3 separate regions of the Mus musculus genome follow, and all the other regions are linked to region 3. A link is a loop called in an ENCODE intact Hi-C map of the cell type or tissue named here. Cell type or tissue: left cerebral cortex. All regions are shown on one strand.

Evidence for each region. Hi-C counts contacts between places; a loop is a spot of excess contacts. Peaks named below come from ENCODE experiments on the same cell type or tissue, not always from the same donor. Only the 100,000 strongest peaks of a DNase experiment are listed, where the experiment ranks them.
Region 1: a loop joins it to region 3, with 3 times the contacts of the local background. A loop is called at or near these places in 3 of 42 quality-filtered maps.
Region 2: a loop joins it to region 3, with 2.9 times the contacts of the local background. A loop is called at or near these places in 3 of 42 quality-filtered maps.

Annotation. Positions count from the first base shown.
Region 1 is chr1:85,931,721-85,939,720 of GRCm38, forward strand. Gpr55 (G protein-coupled receptor 55) reads right to left here. Exons shown (of 2, transcript NM_001033290.2): 2 at 7,817-8,000. It overlaps 4933407L21Rik (RIKEN cDNA 4933407L21 gene), which reads left to right. Exons shown (of 3, transcript NR_037692.1): 3 at 1-36. Among named protein-coding and RNA genes, the nearest start is that of 4933407L21Rik, 7.2 kb to the left of the region's middle. In left cerebral cortex, a CTCF peak has its summit at 3,913 (motif pointing right); DNase peaks (open chromatin) are centred at 1,641, 2,294, 2,436, 3,660 and 2 more places; H3K27ac peaks cover 2,639 bases.
Region 2 is chr1:85,849,676-85,857,675 of GRCm38, forward strand. It overlaps Cab39 (calcium binding protein 39), which reads left to right. Exons shown (of 9, transcript NM_133781.5): 9 at 1-1,902. Among named protein-coding and RNA genes, the nearest start is that of Itm2c, 41 kb to the right of the region's middle. In left cerebral cortex, CTCF peaks have their summits at 3,841 (motif pointing right), 4,942 (motif pointing left) and 7,853; DNase peaks (open chromatin) are centred at 3,831, 4,942 and 7,884.
Region 3 is chr1:86,054,844-86,062,843 of GRCm38, forward strand. It overlaps 2810459M11Rik (RIKEN cDNA 2810459M11 gene), which reads left to right. Exons shown (of 3, transcript NM_001144993.1): 3 at 1-613. Among named protein-coding and RNA genes, the nearest start is that of Psmd1, 5.8 kb to the right of the region's middle. In left cerebral cortex, CTCF peaks have their summits at 4,791 (motif pointing right) and 7,806 (motif pointing right); a DNase peak (open chromatin) is centred at 4,767; H3K4me3 peaks cover 556 bases; H3K27ac peaks cover 713 bases.

The DNA.
Region 1 (8,000 bases), 120 kb before region 3:
CCTGTCTCAGTCTTAGCTCTGCTGAGGTCCCTCCAACCGGCCTGAGTCATTTATTCCCACTGCCTATATCAGAAGACACTGGCTTGGTACACAAGCGCTGGCACTTTCGGCTCTGCAGCACAGAAGAGGTAAATAAGGTGAACTAGATGAGAAAAGTATCCAAACCAGGTCCGGGTTAGGTTATGTTGACCTCTGTTGGGGTGCAGAGTACCTATCTGGGGTAGCTCGGGGCCTCTGGGGACATCCAAGAGGATCTTGAGTAGAGACATTGGACGAGGGCACAGAGACCTGGTATGCACCTACATTCATTCAGCAATCAACATAGATCATTTAATTCTCTCTCTCTCTCTCTCTCTCTCTCTCTCTCTCTCTGTGTGTGTGTGTGTGTGTGTGTCTGTCTGTCTGTCTGTCTGTCTGTCCTCAATGGCATCAACTGTGTGCCCTCTGACTCACTACAGCTCTGACACTACTCTGAGGTAGCATCAGATACCATAGGCTGAGGACTGGGTCCCCCAAAACTCTCTACCTCCTTCAGCCACCAGCCCTGGCTGTCCCATCTAAGCTTCCAACCCCAGAGTTCTAAACTGGGGTTCTTCCAACTCACTCCTCAGGTTCAAATAATTTGTTAGAGAAGGGCTCAAAAAAAAAAAAAAAAGGAGTTTACAGATTTCACATAAGATACTACAAACATCCACAGAACAGATGAAAAAATTCCCAAGATAAAGTTGGAAGGTAGGAGTGCAGGGCTGCCGTGCCCTTTCTGGGCACCTTGTCCTCAGGGACCCTGCGTGCTCTAAGCTCTATGAAAGGCCCAGGCCCTGCCCTCTGGGGTGGAGGGTGGGGGGCTATGGCGGCTTCCTTACAAAAGCATGATTGATTAACTCATTGATCACCGGTGATTAGCCCGGCCCTCCGCCCTTACTTGCCAGAAGTTTGAGAATGGGTCTGAGAGACCCAGCTCTTCACTTCTGTTCTGAGCAGCCCCGCCACAGAAGCCACCTAGATCTGTCCACCACCAGTCATTTCATTAGTATGCATGTACAGCTCACCACTATCGTGATTCCAGGGGTTTTAGGAATTACTTGGCAGGAATCAGGCTGAAAAGTGCTGAGATATTTCACAGTATCACTTTGGGAAATGCTGGCGATGTTCAAGTGTCTACGAGTCTCACTGTTCTCCAAAAGCAAGGTCCTGCAAAGCAAGGTCCTGCGGCAGGCCAGTTTCCAGCCTCAACTCCACCAGCTTTATAGAGTCATCCCTTCATCAGGTCTCTGCACAAAAGGCCTTGAAATAACACTCCGCGTTCCTCTTCCCCACAAGCTCTAAGGGGGAAACTGGCTAATTATGCTTCTCACCCAAAGTCAAAGAAATCTGCCTCCCCTCCCCTCCCCTCCCCTCCCCTCCCCTCCCCTCCCCTCCCCTCCCCTCCCCTCCCCTCCCCTGTGTCTGACCCCGTGTAGCAAAAGGACATTTTCCCCTCTATCATCTGGACCTTCTCCTGAACAAACTGACAAAGACAAACGAAACCGGAGAAAAAGTATACAGATCTGTGAATGTGCAAACACGGAAAAACCAGAACACAGAAAGTCACAAGTGCGTGGCCACCCACCAGCTCAGTGGGGTGCAAAAAAAGGCACACCCCACTCCTGTTGGGGAGGAGAGAGTGTAGACAATTTTGAGATGACTCATATGTGACTTTTAGGGGGAACCTAATGAGCGTTGAGCATATACAACAGCCCAGGACAGAGTCTCACGGGTCATAAAGTAGACAGTGGTTTGTAAATGATTCTCTGTGGGACCAGAAGAGGACAAGGCATGTGACAAGTCTATTCTGCCACTTGAATAGATAATAAAAAGCACAAGGTCAGAGGGACTTGAGCTTTGGGAGTGTGGGCGAGTGTAAGACGACCCCCCCTCCCCCCAGCCTCTCATAACTTTGGTCTTTGGAGTTCTGTTTCCTGGGCTCTAACACTCCGGCTTCTTTCTCACCGGAAGGAGAAATAACAAGGCTAAAGCTGGAGAACTTAGTGCAGACAGGATATGGGAAAGGGCTCTAATGAATAACAATGTAACATGCATCCGGGTTGCACTGGTTGCTGAAGACTCTTCCCACCTCCCCCAACCCTAGCCCCACCCCACGCCATCCCTGCAAATCTCCCCCATGCTGTCCTCTGGAGTTTGATTATTTCAGCTGCAGCCTAGCTCGGGAAGAGCACAGTCTCTCGCTGGTGCAGCCCGCTTGTTAAACTGCCGAGGGATGGGGGCTGTTTCCACAGATGTCTGCTCTTGGGTTTTCCTTTGAATGACCTCTTTGCTTCTGGTTTCCATGGAAACAGCCCTAGGAGCAAGGACAGCTGTGAATCAAGACCCTCATCAGGAGGGACCCTCTCCTAAAAACAGGTTGACAGAGTGCAGGAGGACAAGAACAGAAGGGCTGAGGGAAGGGAACAGTGAAGGAGGAAGGACTGAAGGAGGGAATCTTCTGGAAGGGAGAAACTCTGATCACAGCTGAGCCAAAGGCAGAGTCTTCAGGGAGTGGGAGGGCCTTGGAGGGACTCTGGAGGACGACAGTTAGAGCCCCCAGGAGCTTCCATGGCAGGTCAGATAAGGACATCCTGGGAGGATGGAATTGATGACATCAGCTCCTAAGAGGAGACAAAGACATAAATATCATAAATAACCATGACAAGGTAGCGAGTGTGACCTGCTCACTGGCCTAGATTGTAAAACTCCTCACCTTATTCGTATTGCCACAATTCATTGCTTGGGTCCTTACGTGTTCTTCAGACAGGAAGATAGTCCCTAAATTATTCAAAATCCCCAGGGTCCTCCTAGTCAAAAGAGCCCAATGGGAAAGTCAGCTTTGCTTGCTGACCCCTGAGGAAGGACAAACGACTTCTCTATGCTGTCATCCTCGAGGCTCCAGCCTGGATCTCTTCAGGGGAGAGGGACACTAGACCATAATATACAACAAGAGGGGCTGCCGGCTTCAGACCAGAACCCCACAGTCCCATTGCTCACACCGCAGACCCCAGAACCCCTGTGGATACCTACCGCAGCTAAGTGTCGCTGGCAAGTGAGAGGGGCTCTTTGAAGAAGCACAGGGCAGGCAAACTGAGACCCACCGACCACAGCAGCTTCTCCTTCATCTTTTAAAGTACCAGAGCACTGTGTCCTCCTGCTTAAGCTGCTGATGTAATTCTCCTTTTAAGTTTAGAAAACACTAGCCTATGGGAAGGTGGCAGGGTACTATTGCAGTCACCTCAAGCAAAGCCAGGATGGTGGGCAGACATGGGCTCCTAATTAGCCTATTCTCTCCTTTTCAGGAACCACTGGTACTTGTAAGCCCTCTCTGTCTTTCTTGTCCCACTCAAGAGTGGGCATGTGGCATTTGCCCAGGAAGCACAAATGCCTGTTGATTTTGATTGAAGATGCTGGCGCTTCCCCATGTCATCCTGACACCATGCATCTATTATCTTCCCCAGGATCACAATTATGAGAATGGATGCTAAGAAGCGTCTGCTTTGAACATCTCCAGGCTTCACCCTACCTTGAAAGAAAGCCAGGCTTTGGAGCCCCAGCCTAGATGGAGAAAGTGCCACAGGATCTGTGAAGGGAAGGCATGGCAATGGTTCAGGGAAGGTGGCTAGACTCCAGAGCATGATTTTGGTATGAGCTCTCTGGAAGAGACACCAGAGCTGGTGGGAGGGGCAGCTTGCAGCCATGAGGGAACTGTAGGACAAAGTCTTGTGTCCATGTAACATAGGAGTCTACATTCATAGGCCTGGTTCTTAGCCACCGAATCTGCGGCCCCCATTCCCCTATCAAGGGCACTCTCTTATTTCTTTATTTCATTTTATTTGTTATATGTGTCTGGGTGCTTTGCATCATGCTCACGTAGTTCCTGAAAAGGCCAGAAGAGGGCACTAGATGACCTCAGACTAGACTTCCAGACTGCTGTGACCCACCGTGTGGTCACTGGGAATGGAAGCCAGGTCTTCTGGAAGAGCAGCAAGTGCTCTTTACTGCTGAGCCCTCTCTGTAGGTCTTGAGGAGCCTCTCTTTCTAGAATTCATGCAGGATTCCCGGAGCTAGAGAGATGTTTAGGGACAACGGGGTTAGCAAGTCTTTGTAAAATGTCCTGAGCTCAGAGCCGGGTGTATTCAAGTTAAGAAACTAGAGGAAACACACATGTTCTATTCAAGTTCACAGAGTAAAAGCCTTGTGGACTGGATGCTCCCACTTAAATTCAGGCATTGAAACCCCAACCCTGGGACCTTAGGGGGCCAATTAAGGTAAAATGAAATGCTAACTGTCTGACCCAGACAGTTGACTGTCCCTATCAGAAGGAATCAGAAAACTTCTTGTACAGACCCAGGCAAAAGCAAGGAAGAGCTCTCACCAGGAACCAGACACAGAGCCAGGCCAGACCGTGAACATTCAGCCTCCAGGGTAGTGAGAAATGTCTTTCTGCCACTGACGCCATACCCCAGACCCTCCATCAGCCCCTGGCTGTACCTCTGATATCTGACTGTTCCCCAGAGTGACATCCCAGGGAGGAAATAGCAACAGCTCTAAGCTCTATTAACCACCTACTACATCTGTGTTTGTCAAAATGGTTTAAACACCTAGCCTCTGCAGTTAAATTGACTTTAACACTCCAGAGATGCTGGCCTGATGCCACCCTCCGTGAATGCCAGAAGTCCATTTGCCTGCTTGGTTCTGAAAGGTTTCTCACCCTCTGGTCCAGCAGGTGCAGGCAAGCCTACCAAGCGCCACTGTGTTGGCACCTGTCCCTGCCTTACTCTATAGCAACTGATTGTACCTGGTGGCCTCCAGAGAAAGCAAAGCCTCAGCTGCTCCTTCAGGGGGAAAGAAACGTTGTTTCGAGGGCGAGAGTGGCTGCGGGGTGGGGTGGGGGGCCTGTTGAAAATATGGCAGGGGCTTCCAGCTGCTGGAGATAGTCCTTCCCAAAGCCTAAGAACATCAGTCTATTGTGCATGCACCACATGCGAGTGGGGTGTGTGTGTGTGTGTGTGTGTGTGTGTGTGTGACTGTGCTGTACAACACCCCTCCCACTCTCTCCCACCTCCTCCTCCCACCCCCCACTCCGTGCAGATAAGTTTTGGTTGTTTCTCAGGTGACTGCCTCAGAACAAAGGCAGGGTCTGGGGCCTCAAGGTGAGCTGCTGGCTTGCTCCCTCAAGCATTCCTTTGAAGTGACACCTTCCAGTCTCCTCTGCAGACATCAAAGGACAGAAGGCCTCACTTCTGCTATATCTCACAGTGAATGTCCCCACCACCACCACCACCACCATCACCACACTCCCGACACAGAGCACTGTTCACAAAGGGAAGAGGAGACAGGCACTTGCTCACCTTCAGTGCCTGTGGTCTCTCTGCCCTGGCCTTACCAAGAAGCACAGCTGAGAAGGTGAGAGGTACTATAGTAGTAGTTTCAGGGTGTGTACCTCAAAATCAACACCTTTATGAGTCTTTTAGTCCCCTGTCCTCAGAATGGGATTCTCACGGTACCCTTTGTCAGCCACTCTGTTGCCCCCAAAGGATATTGTCCCCAATGGAGCTGGCCCTCGGAGGAGCATGGAGGATTTTGTAGATAGCATCTCCATATAGGTCCTTAGGGATGTGTCTACCCCTGCTTGGTTGATACTCTTTTCATCCCAGGCTAGAAAGCTCATCCTATCTTTTCCTCGTTGACATATCAAGCTAGTCCTTTCACATCCTTTTGAGTCTCTGCAGCTGCTACTGGGCCTACAGTCATTTCAAGCATCTTTGAAATTACTGGTTATTCACAGTAACTTTCTGTAGGGTAGAATTTTCTATGTGGGTGTTCTCAGAAGCCCAGGGCATCTTCACTGTGTTACTGTAATGACTCCAACTTCAAAGGGTCTACAGGGAGGGGACTCTAACAGGGCTGACTGAATGCAGTTTATGAATAGGTGCTCTCCAGTCAAATCCTCTGGGAGCCAAGGGGATAGGACCCACCCACCAGTTAGCTGGGGTTAACCGAAAAATGTCTGTTAAGGGACAAGGATGTCCCTGATCAGCCTTCCACATCCAGGTCAGGCCTTGGAACTTAGGAAAAAGGGGTGACTTGGACCTAAGCCTATAGGGAAATGCCTGTCAAGTGTGCTGGTAGGTGAGGAGGAGTTCCCTGTAAAGAGAGATACATTTACACCATAACTAGACCCAGAAGGGAGCATCACCAGTAGAGGATGTGTAGTCAACAGGTCTCTTGAATTGGGCCTCTCATGGACACAGAGCCAGTGTCACGGTGGGGAGGATGGAAGAGCAGGCTGAAAGGGACTGAGTCCAAGTGTGTGGGGCCTTTGAGACCCAGTGGCTTCACAGACAATTAAGCACCAACGTGACTGAGCATCAAACTGCACAGGGTCTGGATCCTCACCAACTGGGAAGACCAGCTATGCACCTGATAACCACCTGTGACCTACTTGTTACAGATAAGACCCCTATAACATCATACCTGATACCCAGGGGTCACATTGTTCAATCCCTTGGCAGGGGCCATTAAATACCAGTTCTTCTCTGGAGCCAGAAACTGAAGCCTGAGACAAGGTCACAGTACATTGTATGAATTTATTTGGTCAGTCATGTTAATCGAATTGGTTTTCCAATTAATTTTTGCTAGATCTTGCAGCTGTACGTGTAGCCAGTGTGTCAGGTTTTCCAAGGCTGAGTACGAATAAGGTCACATTATGGCTGAACAATAGCTCCTAGCCCCACTGGCTTTAGTAACAGGAATCTGGCTTTTTTCACAACTAAGTGCTGGGTTTCCCACACTCGCTGGCTGCATTCTGCTGTACTTCAACACTAACAGTGATCCTCCCCATTTCTGGTACTGCTGAGCCAACTGCCACTTGAGCCACCATTGGACTGGTGACACACACCAGGCAAGTCTCCTTCACTCACTATTTTGGGATGAATCAGTGGGTTCTCAAACCCTATCCCCACCCCCAATCTCCTGGTCCAGGGTCACCAATCTGAGACACAGCTGTACAACTCCAGGAGCCCTGTCCTTACCTTTCCCCAGTTTATGGCTTTAGATTTCCTGCCCTCTTTGGTAATGGTACTCTTGGGACCTAGAGATCTTTCCAGCATAGAGCGTTGCTATACACACACCAGGTTTTAGCTCTGGTCATCCATGGGGAAGGTGGCTATTCAGCCTACTAAAGCCTTTGCTCTGGGTCATCTTGCCTGGCAGACACACTTGCACATGGAGGGGACCACTTGACTCTGTTGGATGGGTGAACAGCTCCTTTTACAGAGAGAACACAGAGGAGGTGGTTCCAAGACCTACCCCACTCATGGGTGAACCTGAAGCAGCTGTCTATCCCGGTGTCACAGGTATTATCTCTGTCCAAGACAGCAATGGGACAAAACAGCATCCAAGGCTGGGAACCTCATTTCTCAGGTCTGCATAGCCCTGAATCGCCACCAATGGGTCCCTGGAGGCCCAGCCCTGAGATGGGGCTCTGGTCCTGGTCCTCACTCCCCTACAGCACCTGCCGGTCCTTAACTCTCTCTCCTTAACTATTCCTTCAGGTGGCTCCACACTGAACACTGCCACAGCCACCATGCCTGGAAGTGCCTACCCTTCATTGGTTTCCAGTGGAGTGGAAGTGCTAGACTCACAGGAGGAAGCTGCTCTCCCTACTTAACTTTCCTATCCCCTCCATGCATCCTTCCTGTCCGTCTGCCTTCCTCTTGCTCCTCTTCTTTCCCTCCCTTGTCTTTCCCTTCCTCCCTTCTCTTCCTCCCCTTCCCATTCCTCTTTTCCCCTACATCTTGCCACACCTCCATCTTCTGCTCTGTGGACAGCTCCCAGATTCTAGCTACAGTTCCATCTTCCCCTGCCCCTCCCCATGTGCTCATCCCACCCCTGGCCTCTGACCCTGGATATTCTACCTAGTTAGCTTTTCTTCCTAAAGCACACGAAGTCTCCTGGGATTCTTCCTGTCC
Region 2 (8,000 bases), 210 kb before region 3:
GCTTTGGGGAGGATAAAGTTGGTGTGCAAATAAATTGATACTGAAGCTTAGCAACTTGTCAAGTGTGGAGCTTCATAAGGTCATAAGAAAGTGTATATATGCTTTTTCACAGCTTTCTAGAACTTTGTGACATTTGATTTTCTTGAAACTTGTAAACCTGGATAGGTTGAAGGGTGTTTTAATTTTACTTTTGAAGGTGTTTTAAAACAGTAGAGCTAGCAGCAACACCTTATGTTTCATTTCAACACTGCTTACAGGTTTCTTTTGTATATAATTCTTAGAATGCTCATTTCTTTTAAATCGTTTAATTTGTACAGCAGAGGAATGTTATTGTAGTAGTATGTAACTATTACCTGAGTTTTGCAACAAACAAAAAACAAAAAAAAGAATGCTCATATGTAATTGAAATACTTGAGATTACATGAAAATGCTGATTTTAACATTTAAGGATCACAGCATTAAAAGAAAAAGAACCAATCCCTTGTATTCAGTTACCCAATGGGGCGCCGTTGGCAGGCAGAACTACATACCTGGAACTCTGTCTGCTACATATTCTTGCAGAATATTGGCCTTATTCATTTAAAATGAGTCCTAAGGTTGCCATATCTATGAATGATACAGATTATGCTAAATAATGCTGGTTTTTTTGTTTTGTTTTGTTTTGTTTGTGAGGGACCTCCTATAGAGCACCGTTTCTTTCTTAGAGTAATATCCAGTACAGTAGCCGAGTAACTGAATAATTCTAACTTTGGCTTCTCTAAGGGAAAGAAGAGCCCTGGTCCTGATGTCCTGGGAGAGATGGATGGGTTTAATGTCCTTTTCCTTAATGCTGCAGATGATCAGTATTTATAAAGTAACCGATTTTGCACCACTTTTTGTGACTGTGACCACAGCAGAACAATGTCTCCTAGACTGTATCTACATAAAGTTACTAGAATGGTGTCTGTCTGTCTTAGTGACACACGGATCACAACTAACAACTTAAAATCAGAGTTTGCCCGATCCAATTCAGCATGGCTGTAGCTGACTAAAAAAATTTACATAATTATTCTTTGTTAGCCTCTCTTACTAACTGAATTATTCATTGGCCAGTAAAAGGAGCCTCCTAGCTGACGTTTTAGCAGGTTTTAAGGTTTCCTTCAAGGAATACAAGTCAGAAAAACCACTCCAGAAAATATAGGTCTGTTCTATTTCATCTAAATGGCAGTCTACAGTAAAGGGTTTCCAAGGCTCTCTTTACCCATGTGCGTGCGTGTATAGTTGATGGTCTCTAGTAGAGATAGAGAAAGCATTCAGGCTTCTGGACAAGGACATTCTCAGCTGGGTAGTGTGCAGACTCAGCTGTGCTAAGTGACCCAGTCCTTGCCACCGCGTTGTGAGTCAGGATTTGGTGACAGAGTGGCCATTTCACCAAGTGGAAGGAGTGTCTCTTTGCCAAGCTAGCTCTTAGAACTTGAGACAACAGAACAGTTTCCACTTGGGCTAACACAGAGAGCGGTGCTAGAGTCTTGCTGTGGAAGATGGGATGCAGTGTGTCAGGGAACTGTCACTCACACATTGGAAGCTGAGGGCTGAGAAGGCTTTCTGGATTGTTTTTAAACAGAACAATGTGAAAACATTCAAGATTGAAAAGTTGCATTTAAAGTGTGATCACTTTCTAGGTTCCTATTACCAGAACGATTATCCTGGGTGTGGTTTCTTTGGTGTTATAAAGGGTTAATTTTACTTAAGGCAGTTACTTAATGTGATTTTTTTTTTTTTAACCCTTAAAAAAAGTGGGAGATGTATACAATTGTTAATGACATGAAAGTGTTTCCTTTCTCCTGAGGAAAAGTGAATTTCTTATCAGAATATCTGGCTGGCCCTGTAATTTAAATTAAAATAAAATTTTGGAGAAACTGTCTTGTGATGTCCTTTAGACAGTCATATGTCACTGTGGAGAATTCCATCAAGAGACAAAAGCACGTGATTTGTCAGTGGGTAGGAAATAGTTAACACTTTTTTCCGTACTCAAGGTTTAGTGCGCCTGCAGTTTTACCCTTATCTTGCCCCTGTGTGAGGTGATTATTGTGTCACATAGCCCATTCTTGTCTCCAAGTTCAATATCAGTGGTACCATTTTATGGTACCTCTGCCCACCCCCATGGGAGTGTAGATGTATCTTTTGTTCCTTTATCAACAGTGGAGACTAACTGCTTGACAGGGAGACTTACAGGTCACCGGAGCATGTCCATGGTGAAGGTGAGACCTAGAAAGCCTAGTCCTCTGGCACCAAGGCCCATGTGGCCCCTATTCTGTCTCCAGAGGTGGCTCCTCGTCTATGTACAACCCTGCCAACACTTAACCTTGTCAGTCAATAAGCTCTCCATTTTGGGCCACAGAGCACAGGGCCTGCTCTTGCCAGCGATACTTCAGTAGAGTAAAAGCATCTTACTGTTCATCTGCCAGGCCAGAGTTACCTTCCCCGAAGCTCACATTCCATTCCCTACCCCCATGGTCTCCATGGGATCCTTGCAGTCTTCCAGCTGCATGCTGACCAGGCATCCTGGGCTGCTTATGTCCATCCTAACCTGCAAGGACTCATGGGCTCATGATCATTGAATCCCCAAGGGCTGCAGTGTTCCACAGTCACCCCAGGTCGTAGGGGATCCCACTACCCTTGCATTGCCCTGCCTCAACCTGGTTGCTCTGCCAACCATCGCTGAGCTGCTTCCTCATAATTCAACAACTAGACCTCAGGAGTGATCTGAAAATTTCCTACCATGTGTGATCATCAGTTTTCTTCTACTAAAGCTTACTTCTAGTTATCCCATGTACCTCCCTCCACGAAGCACTTAGGAGGCCAAGACTGTCTTGCTAAGGCCTGGAAGCTCCGGGCCTCCAGGAATCTGTCTCCCTGCACTCAACACTACCCTGAGGGCCAGTGACTGCACAAAGATGGAACTGTTGTGGCACCATCCCCTACAAGGACCTCAGAAACCCATGTCTGATTCCCTGTATTTGTGTCCCTGGAGAGCGCTCTCGCTCTCTCTTTCTCTCTCTCTCCCCCTCCCTCCCTCCCTCCCTTTCTCTCTCTCTCCCTTACACACACACACCAGGTTCCTGGATAAGAGATTACATCCTCTGCAGTTACCTGCAACTCAAGTACCTTGTAGGTGTCTATGGACATAATCTGCATTTGCACACAGGTGACAGGTTTTGTAATTTTAGCTGATCAAAATTAAAACTTCCCAGGCAATAACTTAACCACCTGCAACTCTGTGGTCCCTGGAATGTGTCTCAGTGACACTCTGTTGGGTGGAAATGGGGATAGATACATTTTGCAGTAGGTGGAGTTAGGTGGAGTTTCCTTTCTGTTGAGATGCAGATGTGAACAGTGGCCTCAGTGACTAGCAGGCCATTGGAAACTCCCAGGAGCCACTGGGGTCCTGGCCCTCTTGGAGTTTCTACCAGTGGGTAGAGCTGGATGCCAATCTGTAACTTGGACTCAGGACCATCAGTGTGCCTTGTACACTGCCTATATATGATGGCCACGGGGCCCTTCTCAGGACCCAGCAACTTCTCTGATGATGAATGACAACTGGCTCGTAGGAAAAGAAAAACTGCTTCTCAATCTGTCTGAAGTGTGTTCATCTGCCTTCTGGACTCTGAAGCAGGTCTGAGCCCCAACATCCACCATAATACCCAGCTTTGATCCTCACTGACCCAAGTGTTTCCCAAGACCTGGTCCCAAACATGATATTGCCTCATTGGAAGCTGTGTCCCAAGACTGTCCCAAACAGCCTGCCTAGCACCCCATCCCTGTAGCAACCCAGCCTCTAGGTGGCTGCACTGAGCTGCTTTTATGCTTTAAGCCCACTGGAGGGCAGTGTAGTTCCTTGGTTTAGTGCTGCAGATTTATCTGGGCATTGAAAAGACCTAGGAGTCCAGTTTTTGGGGGGGTTTTGTTTGTTTGATTTATTTATTTATTTATTTATTTTGGTTCTGGTGGGTTTTTTTGGTTTTGTTTTTTTTTTTTTTTGTATTATTTATTTAGGTTCTGGTGTTGGGCAGCCTGGAGATTGTTGGAGGGACTTCACTTTCAAACAAGCTGGAGTAGTTAGGTAGGGATAGAAACAGATGTGGGGAGCAGAGGAAGCCCTGGGTGAATGTGGTGTTGACATGAGTATGCCAGTGGTGTTTCTGCCTTCTGCACCAAGCAGGCAGACATTGTTCTTTGTGGTTCTGAGAGGCAAGCTCTGAAAGCCCCCCTTCATTCTCCAAGCCTTGGCCTGTTGGAAGCAGCACAGAGGGATCCAACATCTAACATTCTTTGTGGGCTACAGAACCTGTGGACACGCTCTACTGCTGGCTGAGGACAAGGCAGCATCTGAGACTTAATGTGTTCTCTTACTGAATGTCCCATGGCACCCACACTGAGATGTTAGCCTGGGATGGGTCCCCACAGACCAGGACCTGCTTGTTATGGATACCCCGTATGCCCTGCCTGCACCTCTAGAAGACCAGAGCCAAATCTCTGGGGTCAGGGAGAACATTCCAGGCATTGAAAGTTAGGAGGCTTATAATACACAGCATCTGAATGACAGCCCCCAGAGTCTCTGGGATCCTCGGAGGGCAGGAGGCACTGTAAGTGTGAGTGGGCTATCTGGGTGGCATTTTGCTCCTCATGGACTGTACGGACACAAGGGTGTCTACAGAGCACGTCTAGCGCACACCCTGTATTCTCCATGGAAGATGTGGAATTTTGACCCTTGACTTGTGGTTGGGAAGAACCAGGTGTTAAGGATTATCTCACTGAAAGGATCTGTCCGTTTCAATCTGGCTGTGGTTTTGACAACAGTAGAAGCAAAATGTCAAGTTCACCTGGAAGCAAACATAAAGGGCCAGGACAGAGCAGGGTTTCCAGTTCTCCCCAGCATGCCCTGCTTCATTTCTGCTCCCCCTGCTGGCCTTGCTGCATCTCTGTTCAAGATGGGGAGAAGAGTAAAAGCCAATTCTTAGGCTTTCTAGGGGGCCTGAGGAAAGTGCCCAGCACACAGTAGGTCATCAACACATGATGACTTGGGAAGCCCAGTGGAAAGGGATCCTATGTTCAGAATACGGGATCTGAGCAGCTCTGGCCTCAGTCTCTTCCAAGCAAGTTTAAGTCTCTGGTCTTGTGCTAATGAGAAGAATACAAGCAACATATGTCTTTCCACCCCATAAGAGTGGAGGCAAGGAGAACCTAAGAAATCCCCAAGGTGGCAGAGGACTTTACCTGAATGCCTTGCCTGGTAAGGGAATGAATGCTTCATGCAAACATTGAGAGATTGAGGGAGATGAGGGATAATCAGCAGGGCTCTGGGAAGCAGAGTTGGTTTCAGTGATAGAGCAGTGCTTCTCAACCTATGGGTCTCGACCCCATGGGGTCACATATCAGATATCCCACATATCCGATATTTACATTGCAATTCATAACTGTAGCAAAATAGCTGTATAGTTATGAAGTAGCAAAAAACAATTTGATGGTTGGAGGGGGTCACTACAACCTGAGTAACTATTTAGAGGGTCGCAGCATTAGGAAGGTGGTTGAGAAGCATTGAGTTAGAACCTGGAAGATCCCTGAATATAACAATAGGCCACTTGGCCCACAAACAGCTTCCTCCACATTTTGCCAGGAAAGCAGTGGTTGGGCAGTAGAAGGAACTGCAGATCCTGACCACTCTTGGCTGTTCTATTTTCTTTTTGTACAGGTCTTGCTATGTCATCCTGGCTGGCCTCAAATTTATTAATCCTCTAGCCCCCATCTCCCAACTGCTGGGATTACAAGTGTATGCTACCATGCCCAGTTTAGAATCTAGAGCATTCCTGAGGTGTGGAGATACTATGACCCTGCCAGAATCTGACACAAAAGTGAACCAAGAAGAGGGAAAGTAGGAACTGGTCAGCTCCAGGTTGGAGTCTAATACAAGGCTGGGTGTTCTGCAGACTCCCGGCCCGGGGCACCGCCAAGTTACAGCTGCCCCCTGCACCTCAGTCAAGATCACCTAATTATAATCTGAAGGTCAGTTTACAGTAACCCAACACCTTTGTCCAGCACATCCAAGACACTCAATGAACTCATAAGATCAGTGCAGAGGTCCTCAGAAAAGAACTCTACTTTGACAAAGCTACAAAGCTTTGAAACAAGAGCTACTCACCGAGCCAGAGCATTGATACCTGCTGCCTGCAGTTCCAACACTCAGGAGGATGGAGATGTCCAGCCCTGACTACTAAACTAAATAGTGAAACATTGTCTCAAAACAAAACAAAACAAAATCAGAATCAAACAACAAAACCTTTCAGGGCTACAATGATACAATTATTTCTCTCATTTAGAGGGATAAAAACCAGAGGAGGGTAAAGAAAGAAATAGTCTAGAGGAGAGAGAGAGAGAGAGAGAGAGAGAGATGTGTGTGTGTGTGTGTGTGTGTGTGTGTGTGTGTGTGTGTGTGAGAGAGAGAGAGAGAAAATCAACCAGGAATTCTATCTCTAGGAACCCTAGGTGATGTGGCTTAGCCAGTAACATCACTCAGTGCCCTGAGTTTGATCCCTGGTACCCACACAGTGGAAATATGACCGATGGCACAAGGGTACATGGAAATGAGTAAACACAACTGAAAAAGATGTCAGAGTAATATCTAATAAAGCTGACCTTCAAAAGTGATGGTGAAATGAAGGCATTTCCAAAAACACACAGACTGGGAGACTTACTGCTCACCGACCTCTCTCAGAGGAAGTCAATACTAGAGAAAGTTCTTTAGGCTGAAGATAAGCTGGTGCTAATTAAATCTACAGCAAGAAGTGTTCCAGATAAGGTGAATACGTAGGTTTTCAAAACAGATAAATATGCTTTTTCCTCTGACTTCCAAAAGACAAGTTTATATAAGACAAGTGCAGTGCTGTAGTGTTTTGCTAGTTTTGTAAGTAGGTTTGCTGTCTATGATGTAATGGCACACAGGAAAGAGGGGCAGAGCTGGCTTATGGCGGAGCAAAGGTTCACATTTTACCCCAGTGGAGTTAGCATCAAACATCAGTAAAGCCTGGTAAAACGCATACTGATACCTAGAGCAGCCACTTTTTAAAGGGCTGTTTAAAAAATTCAACAAGAGTTAAAATGATACCAAAAACATTTTTTGAGAACAGTAGTCAGATGCTTCTAATGAGAAAGGGGTTGGAAGAGAGATAGGAGCTACTGTACAGGCTCTGAACAGCTAATGTTGGTGACAATATTAAAGTCTACTCCAGCTGAAAGGCTTCTCCTATCTGACCAGTGAAAAAACACCAGCCAGATCTGGTAATGACGTTCTGTCTACGAGAGTCATTCCTCGGATTCAAAGACACAGATAAAGCCACGTGTGATAAAGGAGTTTGGGGCCAGCCTAGGCTACATAATCAGTTTCAGGCCTAATAGAATAGGACATTATCTCAAACAAATGTATAATATTAAATAAAGAAAAATTCACAAATAGTTGGAAATGAAGGGCTGAGGAAAGAAAATATGGAAAGAGTAAAACATGACCCCATTGTGGCCTTCGAGAAGGAAGTAACTAACATGTCTGGAAAGAGGGGCTCTCAACTGGGGAATTGCCTCCCTCGGGTTGACCTATGACTATTTCGGGGGGGGTGCATTTTCTTAATTCCTAATTGATGTGTGTGCGGGGGGGGGCAGATTCTAAGGAATCTTCTCAAGAAAATGAAAGTGTCATGTGCCAAGTGTCTGCAGCTGCAGTCTTTAGCACCACAGCCTTGAAGTAATCCAAGCATCCAACAGCTCTGGACTCCTGAACTAAGTGTGCCTGGTCCCTATAGGGAACACTGAGTCACTGATGCCTGCTGCCACATGGAGGGGCTGGAAGAACATTGTGCTAAGGAGGAGTCTTGGCACCAGAGACTGTATCTCAGCCACCGTTGATGTGACATAGCCTGTGTTTGGTGGAAAGTAGATCAGCAATGATTTCATCCCAAGGACAGGACCAGGAA
Region 3 (8,000 bases):
CTAAGATAGACGTTACAAGGGTTAAAAATCTTTTGTATCTGTTACCCTTGTTGAAACTTAGGAAACTGAACATTTAAATCGTTGTTTCCTGCAGTCTGTGGCGATTCCTCTCCAGCCCTCACTTGGAGCTCCATCCCCTCTGTACTTTCCTCACAGGGACATTTGAGTTTGTAGTCTCTGGTCTAAAGTGTGATTTACAGACCATTCACATTGGTGGTTGTGGTTTTAATTGCCAACTGCAGATCTCGGGACTGGTTGAAAAGGTCTTTGTACTGAGTCTGGCTTCTGCTTCCCAGCTGGTAAAACAGGTGCAGCAGTGGCCCGTGGTTCCCAGCAGACAGAAAGACCTGGGTTTCACCAAGGGTGGTCTTGTGGGGCCCTTCCAGGGGACTTTAGAAAGACATGGAGGTTGGAGTGGCCTGAGGAAAGGCTGGAGACCTGGAGGTCCAGTGGTCCCTGGGAGCCCAGTGTGAGGAACTGCCCAGGCAGGCCCCACTCTGGGTCCTGGGGTTCTAACCTGTAATGTGATGGAGGTTCCCCCTGCTTTTGACCTGAATGCTGGTTCCTTACCTCTAATAAACCAGACAGTGCCTCGCTGTATCTGATAGAAGCAGAATGGGTCTCTCCTTTCTTCTCTGACACCATTCTCACGGGACCCTGGCGAGGAGGGAGTCTGAACAAATGAAGTGGCCCTAAAAGTCCTGCAGGCCCAGGTGACTTCTCCACAGCCATGTGACTAGGGCTGTAAAATGCATAACTGGGAATCAGAAGCAGCTATTAAGTCCATTTGTTTATCTATTTGCTGTTACGTTTTACTTAAAGGAGGGTTGTAAATGCCATAGCACACACATAAAGGTCAAGGTCAGGACAGCTTGTGGGACCCCATTTTTCTTTCCACCATGCGGTCCAAGGGAAACACACTTAGGTCATCTGGTTTGGTAGCAAATACCGTTACCCGCTGAGCCATTACCATTCCAGAAGTAAATATTTAAAAGGAAATTTTTTTCTTTAAATTTAAAGATAGCATGGGATTTGGTACACAATAAAAGGTATGGACATTTATGCCTATGTGTGCATTTAACCAGAGAGAAGCCAGGCCTTCATTGACTCTCAGACAAACCTTTGTAAAATTTGTGTTACAGTTTCTCTCCTGTTCAAGTGTTTGCCTCCAAAGAGTTCCTGGCTTTGGGAAGAGCCTTTTGTAAAACAAAAACAAAAAACAAACAAACAAAACCCACAAATGTGGAGGCCCTTGGCTGGCAATGTCATTGAGCTCCTCTTTTTCTGCTAGAAGGAAGGACCAAATTGGAGCAAGAGGATAATGACCACTGACCACTGGGGATGTGAAGGCAGTCTGTGCTTTAAGATGCCAGTGACAGCCAGGCACTGGTGGCTTACCCATTTAATCCCAGCACTTGAGAGACAGAGACAGGCTGATCTCTGAGTTCCAGGACAGCCTGGTCTACAGAGAGAAATCCTCTCTCAGGGGTTGGGGGTGGTGGGAGCAGTGACAAGGTAGAGGCCTTGCTTCCTAGGGACAGGTAGCCCGGACTTTGTCCCTTTGTTCTGTTTGCATGGTCAACACTGGGTGGAGGAGGCTGGCTTTATTGAAGGCTGCACAAGCACTCTGACCTGTTTTTGTGAGCTGGTGGATCAAGCATTGGGACAGAGGTGGAATTTGGCCAGAGCAGCCTACCACTTGCATAACCTTGGTGTTGGGATTGAGGGAGGGTGGTGGTTCTGGACCACCAGGAACCGTATACACATCCTTATCGGCCTTCAACCTTTGGCCCAAGTCTTCGGCTAGTCTTACACTCAGGGCTACTAACTGGGAGAACATGGCTGCCTGTGAGGCTATGTTATGGCTCAGAGTCACAGGAAGTGCACAGGGGTGAGAGTGGGAAGGGAGAACAGGGTGTTGGGAGGGCATACTCTAGGAGAGCTGTGTGGCTTTGGTAAAGGTGAAACCTCATCTACCTTCCTTCTGGGCTCTCTAGCCATGACTCTGGCCCAAAAGTTCAGCTGGGCTTAGAGCACCCTGCTTAGTCCTTGTAACCAAGTCCTCATTTTGGGTTCTAGTTTCAGAAACTGGGTCTGTCTCTTAGCCCCAAGCTCTTTCCCTTCATTGACAATGAAGGAGGTTTTCAAGTTGCTGGTGGCTTCATCATTGTCCTTACAGACTAACTTCAGTCTGGCCTATAGTCTCTGTGGACTGCCTACTCCAGAACTCCTAGTTGTGGGGACGGCCACGCTCAGCTCCTTGCCCCCTGACAAGAGGGTATCTCCTCCTCAACCTACCTAGAGTCAGGCCAAATGGACAGCTCCAGAGAGTAGGCAAGACCCTGAAGGGGCCAAACATGAGTCAGAGTGGCCAAAAGAAATCTATGGCAAGGCATATGTGAAACCCTCCATTTTCTAGTAGCCACCTTAGGAAAAAAGGGGGCAAAGAAACAGATAGGATTCATTTTAATCATATGCGGTTTTTTGTTTTTGTTTGTTGAGATAGGGTCTCACCATGTAGCACTTTCTGGCCTAGAATTCACTAAATAAACCTGGATGGCCTCAAATCCTGGAGATCCATCCAACTAGCTCTGCCTCCCGATTGCTGCAATAAGGGTATGAGCCACCACACCCAGCTTAACATACTTTCAAAGAACATTTATTTAATTGTGTGTGTGCCTGGGTATATATAAATACACCACGTGCAAGCAGGAGCCCACAGAGGTCAGAAGAGGTATTGGATCCCATCCCTAGGAACTGGAGTTATTGATGGTTGTAAACTGCCAAGTGGGTTCTGGGAATTGAACCCAGGTCCTCTGCAAAAGAATATGTGCTCTTAACTACTGAACTATCTTTCCAGCCTGCTCCTCCTCCTCCTTCCAGCTCCCTAGTGTCTTTCCTTGTCGTTTTTCATCTCCTTCCCTTGCAACAGGGTCTCTCATTGAGCCTGGGGCTCACCAGCTTTCACTTAGGCTGGTGGCCAGCAAGCCTAAATGATTCTCTTATCTCCTTCCCCGATATGTGGGTGCTAGAGATCTGGACTCAGGTCACCATGCTTGGATAGCAAGCTCTCTTACACACTGAACCATCTCCCTAGCCCCACACCTGATTTTAGGCAGTGCTGGGGATAGAACCTAGGGTTTTGTACAAACTAGGAAAACAGGCGACCAACATAACTACACCCACATCTCATATATACTCTAAGACCGAAATTGTGTTTCAGTTGGAAATTGCTAATAAAGCATTTTACATTTTTATAGTTGATGTCTTACTATTTAGCCCAAGCTAACCTTGAACTTAGCTATGTAGCTCAGGCTGACCTTGAATTCATAATGCTCCTGCCTCGGCCTTCCAAGTACTGGCATTAAGTGTGAGCCCCCACATTGTCTCCACTTCGTTTTCCATTTGGTTGTGTCAAATTACTGATTCCTATGAGAAATTTACAGCTTAATTCAGGGCCGTGGAGATGGCTCAGCAGGTAAAAGTGACCCTGCCAAGCCTTCGTGTCTGAGGTGGATCTGTAGGACCTGCATGGTAGTGAGAGAGAACCTGGGGCTAGAGAGATAGCTGAGCAGTTAAGACCCCAGTTCAGTTCCCAGCACCCACATGATGGTTCACAACTACTTATAACTCCAGGTCCAGAGAATCTGGTGTCCTCTTCTGACCTCTTCCATCAGCAAGCATGTATGTAGTACACATACATATATGCATTCAGACAAAGCACTCTACATATGAAATAAATACATATTTAGCATATGTATTTATTTTCAGAAAGAGATAAGCGGCTCCTGCAAGTTATCCTCTGACTTCACGTGCTCGCTGTGGCATGGAAAACACTTGATTTGTATATAGAGTCCATTAAATCTAGTCATAAGAATATTCGCATCCTCAAATTGTTCCATATATGAAGCTTTTCAGTAACTGAATTGGAAAGAAATTCAATGAACCAAAATTAATTTGACATACCAGTCGTGTACATTAATTCCAAAATTTTCTACTTCAATATAAAAATGTAATGTCAACTGATTCAAGTTAAGTACAACTTGCAGTTTAGTTCCTTCCTGGCATTAGCTGCCTTGGAGTGGTCAACATGATGTATAAGTAGCTCGGTGGAAGAGCACCTGCCTAACATGCACAAAAATACAATGTGACTGCTTTTGTAAACAGCGATGAGCACCAGGAAAATACTAGTGACTAAAGGAGTTCAGGGTAATTTTTAACCCCCACTTACTGAAGGGTGACTGGCCATCCCAGAGAGAGAGGGCCAGGGAATGGCAAAATAGAAAGCACGTAGCTGTAACACTTGGACATCCCTCTGCCAAAACCCTGTGCCCCTCCAGCCCCTCTCCCCTGTCTTCAGTGATCTTTTTGGTGCCTCAGTCTACACACGCCAATTTCAGTCACGGAGAGGCGATTGGCCTTTGATCAAGCAACCGCATGGAGAGATTCATGCCATTGGCTGCGGGTCACGGTTCTGCTCCTTAAAAAAAAAAAAAAAAAAAAAAAAGTGTATCTCTAAAACCACTTGGCGCTGGTCGTCAATAAAGGAACCCTAGCAGGGTAGCTGAGTTGCTGGTTGAGATCCGTGGTGGCTACGGGTTACTACCATTCGGCAGTAGAGACCAGGAGCCCCGGGGTTAAGAGCCATAGAGCGGCTCTACCACAAAACAGGCTTGCTGGATTTGCTAGGTCTTTGGTTACTGCCTAACACTGCAGCACAAACAATTGGCTGGGAAATCTGGGCGGAGCTTCCACTCGAGTCCTCCACCAGCAGGGGCCTTGAAACCACCAGAGGGCGCTGTAAAACCAGCCAAATCTGCCTTCCTGCTGACCAGGCCTGCCACCTAGCCCCTAATACAGGTGAGGCCATAGCGAACCTGGAGTAGGCTCTGAGATGTTTTATGATCCTCCTAAATTTTGATCGCTCCTTAAGAACAGAGTGCACTCTGTAGGAATCCTTTCTGTCATTCCACTATATCCTCAGAAGTTGAGCTCATTTGAATCCTGGAAAGGGCAGAATAGCTGTATAAAGCTCAGATAACTTTGTGGCAATGACAAGCACACCATCTAAACTGTAGACACAATGCTTCTCCCATATGGGACAGAAGTTGCAAACTAGTCACCTTCTGTTTTCAATGTGTGTGTGTGTGTGTGTTGGGAATCAAACCCAGAGCCTCACCCATGTTAGGCAGGTACACGACTACTGAGCTACACACTAAACTTCAAAAGGATTTTTAATCAGTTGTCAGCACACCAAATTCCAGAGCTGGGGCTATGATGTTCGCATAGTTGTCATTATCCACATTTACTGTGCAAGGGGCAGTGGATTCCCTGCAAACACTGCAAAAACAAATAACTAACTGTATGTAAAGTACAGAGATAGGGCTGCTCTAGGGTCTGGTTGGGGGGAAGGTTATAAGGAAGAGTATAGCCAGAGGCATCAGAGGAGTCCAGAGCAAGGAGAGAAAGTAGTAGACAGAAGATGGCCGTGGTGCTGGGGGAAGGGGGGCAGGGAGGGGGCTCAGGACAAAAGAGAGAGAGGCAAGCGAGAGGGGACCAAGAGAGCACATGGCCAAAATGGCAGTTATATAAGAATGAGAAGCTGGGGGAAGGAGCCAGGAGTTTAGGGTAGGGGGCAGGATGGAAGGAGCTGGTACACACAGGTACAGAGTCACCCTGGAGGCCGGCATTCACTTTGGTATGCTAATAGGCACCAAGCCTATTAACTCTTTGTTTCTTTTGGACTTGACAATCAATAAAATTTAATAACTAAAAAATGTCCTGATAACACATGAAATTCTTATTTCTGGCTTTTCCTGGAAAAAGCATTGGCTTCACAATGCAAGCCTGCATTCGTGCGCGGCATCCATATAAGCCCCATACCGGCTGCTGACCTGAATTGGTCCATTCGCACTTTATTTGTCAGGGGTCCCTCTACTCCCCGTTACTGCCTTGGATGATGTCGTTGTCTATGGATTCTCACCCTCCCCCCACCTTATCTTTTGTGGTGCTGGGGATCTAACAGGGCCTTGAGCATGCTAAACAAGCACATCTACACTGAGCTGCACTCCCAGCACCTGAGCTCTGATTTTCTCTGAAGTATTAGGTAGGGACTTGGGCTACGACCTCTCACACATGTGACACAAGGGCTCTACCACTGAACTGGATCGAAGGCCTTTGAGCTGGTTGGTTGTTTTTCATAGAGCTTTTGTTAATCCAGAGGATGGGAGGAGAAAAACCACCGACCCAAATCATCATGACCAAATTAACTAAAGCAAGCAATTAATTAAAGCAAGCCTTTGTATTTGTGTCCACAGGCTTGCTCCCCCTAAGGCAGGGTTTGAGAGGTCAGCATTGGATGTGGGGAAGTCAAGGCTTTCTACAGCACAGGGGTAGGGGATTTGGTGGGCAAAATAGGAGGGGGGGTCACAGGAACAGAACATTATAATAAGTCAGTCCTGATGACCTCCTCAGACAAAGACAAAGGTGGGCAGAGCAAGGTAGTCATAGCAACAGTCATAACAAGGTAGTCATAGCAACAGCTAGTCATAACAAGGTACTCATAGGTGGTCCTATAACCTTTTGAAACACAGGAAGGGTTGCAAGATGGTTGAAACAAAGACATGATTGCCTGTCGAGGGCCATACAGGAGGAACGTGGCACAGAACCATTTGTAGTTAAGGTTACAAGTCGGGCAAAGCCTTGAGAAACAGGCTTAATCATAAACAGGAGGGAACCTAGTTTGTCTTTACTATAAGATGGCTTTGAAGCCTAAGATGGAGGCAGGCTGGTTCTTCACTTCACTCCTGTATGACTTTGTGGTATTTGCTTGTGACTTCCTAGGGGTCTTTATGTGAAGGTGTCTCTGTAGAAGTGTACCCCAGACACTCAATCTGCTTATCTTTTATGCACTCCTCTTTGGTAAGCGCCTTTCAACTTGAGTCATCGGCTCAACTCCTTTAAAGGAGTTTGCCTTTTGCAAGTATGATTTCAAAGTACTAAATTATTAAAAAGTACACACACTCAAGTATGTCACCAATCACTTTTAATTTGCTGGCAACTGCAAAACACTGCTTTGTTTCACTATGTTAGATTTTGAGAAGGCCACAGAAATAGGTTTCAGTCACTGCTATCCAAACAGCTTGGTGGTGAGAAGCTAATGGCTCAACAGAACTGTTGGCCAGGGCTAAGACTAGATGTTAAAGTGATTACGGACCATGACCCTGGATTCGATTCCTGGTAACTCCCCATCATACACAGATCACTGTTTACCACTAACCTTTGTCAAAATTTTCTCTGCATTGACTAGTGAAGTAAGTCTACTGATGAAGCTGCTACCTGAGAGTGACTAAAGAGACAACTCGGTGATTAAGAGCACCGGCTGCTCTCCAAAGGACTAAGGTTTGGTTCCCAGCACCCACATGTGGCTTACAACCATCAAGGGACCTGATGCTCACTTTTGGTTTCCAAGGGCAGTAGGCATGCATGTGGTACAGGGACATGGACAGACGGACACACAGACACACGGACACATGGACACACAGACACACACATACATCATCCATATACATAATTTTTTAGTTAAAGAAGAGAGTAAGTAAAAGTCACAACTGTCATTTCAAAATCCTGAAGATACATTAGGAACTTTTTGCTAGGAGGAGAACAGAATATACAGCATTGTTTCTTCCTTTGACATTTTTTTCCTATATATTATCACATACTTCTGTTTTTGCTTTGTTTTTTAATATTTCTGTGTTTTTAATTTATGTATTTGTTTAATGTATGAATGTTCTGTCTGCATGTACACCTGCATGCCAGAAGAGGGCATCAGATCCCTTTATAGATGGTTGTAAGCCACCATGTGCGATTGCTGGAAATTAAACTCAGGACTTCCGGAAGAGCAGCTGAGCCATCTCACCAGCCCGTTGTTTTGTTTTTTTGAGACAGGGTCTCTCTACATAGCACTGGCTGTCCTGGAATTCACTATAGACCAGACTGAC